Regions from separate parts of the Homo sapiens genome. Here region 2 is linked to region 1. Evidence: chromatin contacts called from ENCODE Hi-C data. All regions are on one chromosome and are shown on one strand. Each heading gives the region's core, a stretch centred on a gene start or an enhancer-like site at or near the end of the contact. The rest is flanking DNA. Distances are from core to core; before and after follow the strand shown. Region 1 holds the start of IL5RA (interleukin 5 receptor subunit alpha). Region 2 overlaps EDEM1 (ER degradation enhancing alpha-mannosidase like protein 1).

Evidence for each region. Hi-C counts contacts between places; a loop is a spot of excess contacts on that map.
Region 2: a map with no recorded cell type shows a loop between it and region 1 (2.8-fold over the local background). The contact joins the enhancer-like site here to the promoter of IL5RA in region 1. A Hi-C loop is called at or near these places in 2 of 37 single-sample maps with no recorded cell type.

What each region holds. Positions count from the first base shown.
Region 1 is chr3:3,107,483-3,113,212 of GRCh38, reverse strand. IL5RA (interleukin 5 receptor subunit alpha) reads left to right here and starts at 2,839. Exons shown (of 12, transcript NM_175726.4): 1 at 2,839-3,268; 2 at 4,522-4,663. RefSeq lists an enhancer at 3,394-3,473 and a silencer at 3,554-3,673.
Region 2 is chr3:5,194,790-5,200,563 of GRCh38, reverse strand. EDEM1 (ER degradation enhancing alpha-mannosidase like protein 1) reads right to left here. Exons shown (of 12, transcript NM_014674.3): 2 at 5,283-5,355; 3 at 869-972. Among named protein-coding and RNA genes, the nearest start is that of EDEM1, 10 kb to the right of the region's middle. RefSeq lists enhancers at 2,733-2,912, 5,475-5,544. Within about 2 kb of position 3,768, at least 15 of the 41 ENCODE cell types and tissues checked have a DNase peak (open chromatin) inside an H3K27ac peak, as active enhancers do.

The DNA.
Region 1 (5,730 bases), core at 1,590-4,089:
CACTTAGAGATAACTATTCCTGTTAGTCTGATCTTCTGACCAAAAATAAGACTGTAAAAAAAAATTACATGTGTGTATACCCTCCTGTTGTTTTTACTTAACATTTTTTCATAATACCCTATGTTATTAAAAGTTCTTGATTGGCTCATACCTGTAATCCCAGCACTTTGGGAGGCCAAGGTGGGAGGATCACAAGCCAGGAGTTTGAGACCACCCTGGCCAACATGGTGAAACCCTCTCCCTACTAAAAATACAAAAATTATCTGGCATGGTGGCACATGCCTGCAATCCCAGCTACTCCGGGGGCTAAGGCACGAGAATCACTTGAACCCAGGAGGCAGAGACTGCAGTGAGCCGAGATCCTGCCACTGCACTCCAGCCTGGGTGACAGGGCACCACCCTGTCTCAAAAGAAAAAAAAAAGTTATTGATAAACATTCCTTTTGACATCCACATCACATATTTCAACCTTGAGCAGTTACATATTTCTCTTCACCATTCCTATAGTACTTTTACTATTTTACTATTGTAAAGGTACAATGAATTTTGCTCTCTTTTGTATAAATCTTGATCTACATTTTTCCATTATTTCCATGGAATCAAGTTCTAGAAGTTGATACCTTTAATAAGCTCCTTTAACCAAAGTTCATGGTAGAGCCACTGAACCATGATTTTCGTTTTATTACTATTCATATTTCTATTTGGCTAAACTCACATTGTTTTGCTTAAAGGATGCAGACACATTTAATTTCACTTTTTAAAAAAACGACTTTTGTGAATTCTTCCAGCATGTTCTATCATACTGTCTTTGGACGTTTACACTTTATTATAAAGAATTAAATTATTGCCATAAAAAACCAAACAGGCCTCGCTCAGTGGCTCACGTCTGTAATCCCAGCACTTTGGGAGGCCGAGGTGGGTGGATCACCTGTCAGGAGTTCAAGACCAGACTGACCAGCGTGGTGAAACCCCATCTCTACTAAAAATACAAAAAAATTAGCTGGGTGTGGTGGCGGGGGCCTGTAATCCCAGCTACTCAGGAGGCTGAGGCAGGAGAATCGGTTGAACCCGGGAGGTGGAGGTTGTGGTGAGCTGAGATCGCGCCATTGCACTCCAGCCTAGGCAACAAGACTGAAATTCCATCTCAAAACAAACAAACAACCCCCCCGCAACCCCCCGCCAGAAAAAAAAAAAGTCCCTGCCTCTCATTTTTTCGTTTGTGCTTATACAGAAACATAGAGACAGTGTTTCTGTATGAGCATGTGTTTGCTTTGTTTGTTTGTTTGTTTTTATTGGCGTAGTTAATTAAAGATCATATACCCAGGAAGGTGGTATGGAAGGAGCAGCCAGATCTAATTTTCTTTATACCCTTCACCGCGCCTAGCATAGTGCATAGGTGCATTCAATGAATATTTGAGTAAATGAATGTAAGAAATATACAGACCATTGGCTGAGTGTGGTGGCTCACACCTGTAATCCCAGAACTTTAAGAGGCCAAGGCGGGTGCATCACTTGAGGTCAGGAATTTGAGACAAGCCTGGCCAACATGGTGAAACCCCATCTCTACCAAAAATACAAAAAATTAGCCAGGCGTGGTGGCGGGTGCCTGTAATCCCAACTACTCGGGAGGCTGAGGCAAGAGAATCGCTTGAACCTGGGAGGCAGAGGTTGCAGTGAGCAGAGATTGCGCCACTGCACTCCAGCCTGGGCGACAGAGTGAGACTTCATCTCAAAAAATATACATATATATATACGGAGAGAGGCCATTAAAGCAGGCTTTTAAGCCAGAAATTACTGTCTTCCCAATGATTAATAAGTATTTTTAAGGTTTCATTAGTGACAAATATGTTACATGTATAAACAGATGGGCAGGACTTAAAAGAGTAGGCCAGATAGTTGATACTATATCTAAACTTTTCTGGGTGCCTCTTAGCAAATAAATGGATCTCTCTCTGTTCCTTGTTTTACTTCCCCTTTCCCCGAGGAAAATCACATTTTTCAGGTCTGACAACAATTTTCAACCTGATAACAATTGCTCCGGTTTCATTTTGGCAACTGCTAAAATGGTCACCTTGGGAACCCCAGGCACACACGCTGACTGTACTTGCACAGCTTCTACACTGAGCCTTTTGGAAATTGCCTCCAGGAAGCCTGTCTCTCATCTCACAAACAGAACCACTGATCCAACCTGGGCCACCATCTTTCTGCATCTGCTCTGTCTGAGACTCTCCCAGTCAGCTCCTAAGGAGACAGGGAATCCTGCATCACTCATCGCTTAGGCTAGACTGAAGGTCTCCTTCCAAAGGCAACTACTTACTACTCTCTGCCGTGGGTCATACAATAAGCACTACTCTTATCTATTCACACGCTAAGCTACTTTTTTAAAGCCAGCTTTGCTAGCTAGCCACCTCGAAATTCCCCAGAAGGAATCAAACAGAAATGGAACAAAGGACAGGAAAAGCCAAGGAGGTTTGCTGAAATTGAAGCATTCTGAAGACAGCTGGGTGGTAAAATGGATGTGACGTGAGGAAGGTGGTCTTGGGTGCACCCACAGACCAACACTGCCATTGTTACAATTTGTGTAGGATGATCTCAGGTGACAGACAGCAGCAATTTATCACACCCAGAAACGCATCCCCCACACATATTTACTTGAGGGTACCAGACCTGCTCACAAAGCAGAGAAGAGCTAAGGCGGTTCTCTAAGGGCAGAGAATTGCTGCTATTGCCTAGTGAGTGGGGAGAGGGTACTCCTCAGGCCTTACTTCCTATCAAATCATGTGTCAGTGTTGCCTAGGAGACAGAGGCACAGTAACTACTGTAGCCAAACAAGGCACATAAACAAAACAGAAATGCAACGCTTTAGAGTACCCACGGAAAACTTGTTTACCTTGTCACCATGAGTAAAAGTTAATTCCCACTCCTGAAGAGAGCAAACCAACTCTGAAAGAGAGTGAAAATGCAGACAAGACAGTTATCAGATAATGGCTATCTGGACGAGAGATTCTTTCGTTTGACAGCAGTTTGGTTGTTGGGAGTTCCAGTTCAGCTCCTGCACAGTTGCTCTGTACAAATCCTCCTCCATATTTGCTTAGAGAAAACGTGTTGCCATCCCATCATGAAGGAAGCTGCCTGAGAGTTTTTAACCATTACAGCCGTGATGATGAAAGAGTGAAGAACCGCCTCTAAGTTAAAAAGTGCACCCAGAGATAAGGTTCGTTCTCAATGCCCTGCCGCTGCTTCTCATCGCATGGCCACCGCATTTCTCAGTAAGTGGGAATCAAATGCTTCACTCACCACAGAGTAAGCAAATAAATATCTTTTTTCTATGACATGGGCTGTAACAATACCCTGTGCTCCACCTCCTAATAATTTCACTACACCCAGGGTGGGGAGGAGGGTTAGGAAAAGCAAGAAACAATGACTTCTAAATATATGACAAACTTGTAAACAACAAAAAGGGGAAACAAAACTCCTTATAATTCTATTATTATTAGCAGGGACAGAACTAATAATGGTCCCATTAAACTTGCATCATTAGGCAGGTCATGTTGATTCTGGGTATAACCTTCTATTCTTGTGTTTTGGCTCAGTAAGTGAGATGTGCAAATCCGTGGCAAGGTGAGTCATATGAAAACAACACCTATGGTTTTGTTAGTGCTTACATCAATATAAGACATCTGTTTTCCACCGCTCCAGATAATTATGCAATTAAAATGAGAACATATATTCTGCCAAGATTTCTTAGAAAATAAATGAGCTTCCAAAATAGGGTATAGGGTTTAATAAAATATCTCAGGAAGTTTCAGAGTTAAGCAAGAAATCTACAAATAAAGAAACAACAACAAAAAGTAGAGAGAGGCACTTTATCTAACTGAAGGAGGCGTTCTGCTTTTTCTTTCTGGTAGGGGTTCTTGGATTTCCAAGATTGTTTCATTGTATATAAAATGTACCCAAATTTGCTGAAATATGTCACTTGGTTTTGTGTTCACTAATGTATTTACCTAAAGCAAGGTAAGCATATTTCCATGTAGACAGAAAAAAGGATGAAATGGAACCAAAAAAAAGGGGGAAAAAGGAGAGACAGAGCGAGAATATTTTAATACCCTTGAGCCTAAAATTAATAAACACATGAAAAGTGATGGTGCTTTTATAGCCATGTGAATAATGTACTTAGTACTTGCTTTAATGAATTACCATACTGAACATTTTATTACCTGGCATGATTTCTATTTTAAGTGAATATGTCCTCTTTCATGGTTATCGAAAAAGGAATTTATGTAGCTATTTGTTAAAAGTTTGCATTTCAAAGCAAAATAAAGTTTTAGAAGTTAAATCACCTCATTTGTTTATATTATTTGAAACACCGCATGGGAAATTTTTAGGCAAAATACCAAAAGTGGGCCAGGCTTGTTACACACTCCCCAGCCTGCTGCTCTCCTGACCTAACTCATTCCTCTGTTAGGTTTCACCGCACATTGCACATTAGGGCTGTGCACTAATTTGCTTCTATTCCACACAGGGCCAGGCACATTGAGCATTGGTCCTGTGCCTGACGCTATGCTAGATGCTGGGGTTGCAGCCACGAGCATAGACACGACAGACACGGTCCTCGCCATCTTCTGTTGAGTACTGGTCGGAACAAGAGGATCGTCTGTAGACAGGTACGCCCAGGAGCATGGATGTGAGATGACAAATTGCACCATGTGCAATTGGCAGGAAATATTTTGCTACTGGGATATTTGTAGCAAACTCTTTCTTCTATTTTTCCAAATACTCAAGGTGGCAACACCATTTCCACTTGGACTGACAGAGAGTTTTATGTTTACAGCCACAACCTGAACTCATGAGTTCTATTTTAGGACTATTTCAGAAATTTAATCAAAAGTACAGTAGTAGTAAAAAAAAATTGCATGCATGATAAGTGGTCCTTATTATTCATTTATATATTTAGGAATGTGCAGTTTTTCATTGGGGGGTAATGCAATATACCTAGGTAAACATGTCTTTTGCAGTTTATACCTTGGTTTATTCTTCATCCCCCAAGAGATAACTTTTATTGCTGATTATACTGTACAGGATAAAAGAGAAAGTAAACTCTTCATATTTAAAAGCCTACCAGAGCATGAATCCTCTCAGTTGCTTTACAATTTCTGCCACTAAGGTTGAGTCTGGAATTAGGTGTTACCACAGTTGACTCAAAAAGGTTTTAAAAACAGGGGTGCCAGTATAACTTTGGTTATAAAACGAACGCCCCAGGCAGAAAAATAAGTTGGGAAAAAAAAGAGGGGAAAATATTTGTAAGTCTGAACTTCAGTAGAATTTGACCAGTTCTCAAGAACGCTGGGGAAATCCACTGCTAATTGTCAAAATTTTACCAAACTTCCTAGAAACACCTATAGGGAAGGAGACTGTGGTTGTTTTCTCCAAAATTTCAAAAAATGTAACACCTATCAGAAACTAGATTTTTAGAGAGCACTTGAGGAATTTTAGATTGACTCAATGAAATGTTATATGAGCAAGTAGATCATGAGATCATGATTTCTCTTAAAGATTGAGCATGTCTTCCTGGTGATAGATAAACAACCTATAGTTGCTTCATTCTGCTTAGTTTGCATCTTATTTTAACAATTTAATGGTTTTCTGCTAGATTTTAATTGGTAGCCATGAGAAGAATGAGTCGAACATATTGTCGATATATATGTTTAAGCTAATGAAGTCGCTCTATTCT
Region 2 (5,774 bases), core at 2,519-5,018, 2.1 Mb before region 1:
AAACAGGAAAATAACCACAATGTATCAAAAAAAGCAATATACAATATACTAGGTATACAGCATGATCCCAATCCACTAAACAAATAGAGAAAAAGAGAGAGACAGAGAGAGAAATAGAAGTGAGAGATATACCTAACAAAGAAATATACTAAAATGGTAAGCAGTGATTTTCTGTGGGTGGTAAGATGGGAAACTCTCATTTCCTTCAGAAATATGTAGGGGTTGTCCTAGGACACGGTGAAAGAAGAAAATGAAATCAGACTATAAAGGGAAACCATGAAATTCTGTACTAGACAGACACCTATTTTACACCCCCGTTAAAACATAAATGTACCCAGGCATGGTGGCTCATGCCTGTTATCCCAGCACTTTGGGAGGCCAAGGCAGGCGGATCACTTGAGGTCAGGAGTTCGAGACCAGCCTGGCCAACATGGTGAAATCTCATCTCTACTGAAAATACAAAACTTAGGTGTGGTGGTGAGTGCCTGTAATCCCAGCTACTCTGGAGGCTGAGATATGAGAATGCCTTGAACCTGGGAGGTGGAGATTGCAGTGAGCCAAGATTGCACCACTGCCCTCCAGCCTAGGTGGCAGAGACTCCATTTCAAAAAAAAAAAAAAAAAGAGTTTAATCTATAAAAACAAAACAAAATACAAACGTGTCTTTCCCTTCAGTCCGGAATGTGATTACTTTGAAATAATTGTTCCAGTTTTGACAGATATGAACATGAAAAATGCACACTGCACCCATAAAGCCCATATGGACTCCCTGCCTGGATCATGTGGCAAAAAGACCCTCAAAGGTATTTTTTTCTTTAAACACATAAAAAGAAGTCTCCAATTCATTTTATGAATATTCATTATTTTACCTTATCGTGGCCTCAAAGACTTGGACGGTGGAATCTTTGTCAAATGAAACTGTGTTGATCACTAACTTGACGGCTTTCTGGAACTCGGATGAATTTCCCATTATCTTTAAAAAGAGGAACACAGGTCATTACAGCAACTTGAAATGAAACTGAGGCTGTATCATCACAGCAGCCCAGTCACGTCACCTAAATGTCTGTATGTGGTTTTGCTACCATAGGAGTAGAAACACAAGAGACAGAAAAGCAGTTATTTCTTAGCATATATTCCCAGCACATGGCTGGCCCATTTCCTCCAACTCAAGAGTCCTGTCTCCAAAGGACAAAACTGTGAAAATAATTCCTTGTAAAATCATTGGCACTCCTCATCTTCCCAACTCCACTCTCCAGCAAACTTCACTATGATCTTATTTAACATGCCAGGCATTGTGGTTTCTAAAACTTCTGGCAGGTATACAAATAAATCAGAAAACTGAAGAAACAAAAATATGTCTTTCTCTCTGCTCCTCAAATAAATCAGCAGCTTGGGTGCTTGGCTCCCAGGAGACCAAAACATGTGGAAAACTGAATGAACTTGTTGATTGTTATCCAGATGCCTAAACACTTTGAGAAATAGTGGTAATATCTTTTGGAGCACAGGATAAAACCAGTGACTGATTTAAAAGAAACAAAACATATGAATAATCAGCTCTATGTCCTTTTTAAAAAGTGATCTAGAATTATGATTCCTATTTTGGGTATGTAGATACGACGTCACACTAAGCCACTCTCTCCTATGTGAAGCACAGTTGGGCATCAAACTTTATAGATTAACCTGAATCAAAATTATTTCATTCCACTCTAAATTTTATGACAACCCTGAGACTATAATGACATCATAAGGACATACTGTGATAGAAAAATAAATTTCTGGGACCCCAAAATCACTAAGCCAAAGGGAAAAGTCAAGCTAGGAACTGCATCAGGCAAACCTGCCTCCCATTTTATTCCTAAATAAGATAGCTACAAAGATTCAAAAAAAAAAAAAAAAAAAAAAGCTATATACGTCCCTTACAATTTACCTACAAGGAAATTCCTTGTGGGCCTCAAGATCTTCCCCTCAAAACAATTCTGCTGAATTTCACCCAGGCAATGTAAATTGACAGTTTATCTTCACAGGTACAAACAAAGGACAGAACTCAGTCATCCCTCTGCTCACCTAAGAAAAATGCATATCTGATTGCTTCCTCTGCCCTACTGTTTATGTAAAACTGCAGATTCACTAAGCCAGACAAAGGCATAAGTGACTATTCCTCTACCTTTGTCACAGGTAAACTGTATATTCCGTGAAAGGCTAATCAGAGAGTCAACCGGCTGGACACGGTGGCTCAGGTCTGTAAGCCCATACTTAGGGAGGCCAAAGCGAGCGGATCACTTCAGGCCAAGAGTTCAAAACCAGCCTGGCCAACATGGCAAAACCTTGTCTCTACTAAAAATACAAAAAATTAGCCAGGCGTGGTGGCGCATGCCTGTAATCCCAGCTACTCGGGAGGCTGAGGCACAAGAACTGCTTGAACCCCTGGGAAGGTGGAGGGTGCAGTGAGCCGAGATCTCACCACTGCACTCCAGCCTGGGCAACACAGCAAGACTCTGTCTCAAAAAAAAAAGACAAAAAAAATGTAACCATTTGTCTTTTATCTGCCTGTGACTTGGAAGTGCCCCCTCACCCCACCCCCAGCACTTCAAGTTGTCTCACTTTTCTGGACTGAACCAATGTACATCTTACACATACTGATTGATGTCTCATGTCTCCCTACAATGTATAAAACCAAGCTGTGCCTAACTACATTTTTTCCACCTCATCGTTATTTTGCTGTAACCTACAGAGTAAGTACAGACATTTCTAGCTTTCAGTTCTTTCTTTTTAGAAGATGATGCAATAATGCTGCAAGTTGCATCCAATGGTCAGGGGACTGCTATCTTCACAGTGTTTCCCTAGCACATCTGTTAAAGCCTGTTTAAATGTTAGCAAAAGAAAAGGAAAACTTCAACAGAAGTAACACCTGAAAAATAAGCCTGAAGCACTAAAGGCCGGATATTCTACAATGAAAACCACAGAGATGAGTCTGTTTCCTTACAGATGTTTACCAGCAACAATATCTGGTGAAGCTGCAGGTGCTGACAGGAGCTCAAATCAAGTGAGGAAGGTGAAGGAAGTCAACAGCTCTTACTTATTGTAGTTTATCATTATGGTCAGATAGCTATAGAATCCTGAGTGACTATGTTCTGAAATCACACTAATGTTTGAAAATGGCTGAATGGGACAGAGGAGCTAAATGGGTTTGTTTGTTTGACTGTAGGACTTCTCAGAGTCTTTAAAATGCTGATGGGCACTGTGGCTCTCTAATAGTGGGACCAGACATACGGAATTTCTCAAGTTCATTTAGAAACAGAACTCTTCTTTCAGGGAGTAAGTATCTTTGGAATCTGTGTTGGGAAATGCTTCATTAGTCAGAATTCATTTTTTGAACAAACATTTGCACTGCTACTGTGCACCAGACACCATTAAGTGTGGGGGAGAGTATGGTGAACAACAGAATAGCAGGCAAGATGGAGGGATAAAAAAACAAAATGGGGAAAAAAAAAAAAAAAAAAGCCAGCTACTCGGGAGGCTGAGGCAGGCGAATCACTCGAACCCAGGAGCTGAAGGTTGAAGTGAGCCAAGATCACGCCACAGCACTCCAGCCTGGCGGCAGAGCGAGACTCTCTCAAAAAAAAAAAAAAGAAAAGAAAAGAAAAGAAAAGACGACGACGATGACAAAGCTCTCAGGGACAAGGAGTAGGCTTTCATGAGCTATACATTGAGTCTTAGGACGTTTCCTTTAAGCAACACTTGTAGGCTGAGTCAGCCTCTGGTATCATCAACAAATTAGCTCTAAGGTCGAACATACTTGTCTGGGCACATTTTGATCAGTGATGGTAAATGACTGAAACAGAGCAGCAATAACTTCAGAAGGAGATATTGGGAAACTAAGTTGCTTTGTAATTTAAATTATACTAAATCAGTACCCCAGATTTCCTATTAGACCAAGGGCCTAGTCCTATTTCTACTACTTATTTATAAAATGAGGACGTAGAATGATCTCTCAAGCTCTTTCCAAGTTCTGGTAATTCTACTACTAGCAAGATACTAGACAATCATAATGCAAACTTGGCTAGCACATTACCCAATTCTTGTGTGTGTGTGTGTGTGTGTGTCTCCAGAGATGGAGTCTCACTCTGTTGCCCAGGCTACAGTGCAGTGGCGCAATCTCAGCTGACTGCAACCTCTGACTCCTGGGTTCAAGCATTTCTCCTGCCTCAGCCTCTTGAAGAGCTGGGACCACAGGCGCCCGCCACCATGCCCAGCTAATTTTTGTACTTTTAGTAGAGAAGGGGTTTCACCATGTTGGTCAGGCTGGTCTCAAACTCCTGACCTCAGCTGATCCTCCCACCTCAACCGCCCTAAGTGCTGGGATTACAGGCGTGAGCCACTGCGCCCGGCCCCAATTCTATCTCCTAACAGACAGCTTTAAACTCTTCTATGGCATGTTAAAAGAAACAAGAATAAATAAAAGTACAACATTTGGGCTAGACTGCAATAAGATATTTCTCATGGTAAAGACTTGCTGGACAATGAAGGAAAGCAAAGAGGTTGTAAAAATCACCTTAACTAAGAAGATTTTAAAACAACACTATGCTGGAATACAGTCCCCTGGAAACTGCTTTAATGGCAAAAGGTGAAGCAGATGAAGCACACAGACATGGCACCATGTACTGAGTGCCACACTGCCTTCAAGGTGCTTCTGCATATCTGCTCAAAGGCCTCTAGTTCTCCAGAGTCAATGAGCAAAACCACAGGATGAGGCAGTAATGCCAGCACCCACGTTGGCAGCTCAGGCATGGAGTGTCCACAAAACAGGAAGTGGCAAATAAAAGAGAAGGGTTTCTAGGGAGCCCCACATAAGGATGGGCGCTAGGGCTCCAACTTGCTCCTGGGGGAGCCAGTGGCTAGATGACATTTCAGGGTACCTGCCAACCCTTAGATCTTCTCTCTTTTACTCCTGGAATAGCAACGACTATAATTATCAATATTAATGAGCTTCATTATGGGTTCTTTTAGGGAATAAGATAGAAACTGGTTAAAAAAAAATAGGTTCCCTAAAATCAATCGTACATTCCTTCTCCTTTTTTTAATGGAATCACATTTCCCCTCATTTAACCTTCAACACTTTTCTTGTTCTCCCCATTAAGGTCATTAAAATAAATAACAGTTATCAAAGCTAATGATACATTTTGACTTATCAGGCTCCCTGGAATTCCCACTGCTGGAGGGAACTAGGGATAATCAACTCTAAAACATCTTAATTCATTTTTTTAAAAAAAGGTGAACACTTACTGCAAGTGTATCCAATGCATCAACAAGAGTCAATGAGTAGTTCCCTAGTACATCATTGATGTTCAGATTTGAACTGAAAAAGAAAATTAAAATTCAACAAAAAGACTTTATTTCAAAAGAGAAGACAATAAAAGTAAACACCCATCAGAAACTATAATTGCCAGCAACTCTTATTTATTCAGGAACTAATTATGGGTGAATTAATACAGCAAAGGTCTTTCTACCCCCAAAGTAACACTTTCTATGGTGTCCATAAGTAGAATCAAGTCACAGAACTGTGGAGACACACTTGTACCAGAGTGGAAAGAATGCTCACAGGAAGTCAGGAGGCAGTGAGTCATCTCCTCTCTGAGATTCAGGTTTATCACCATAGACAATCTCCTTGGTCCTGTCCAACTTTAAAAAGCTCTGATTTCACAATCATTAGGAACTAAAGAAGAGCCCTTGTCATACGACCCACCTGTAATACTTTAATACAGAAATTAGACACCA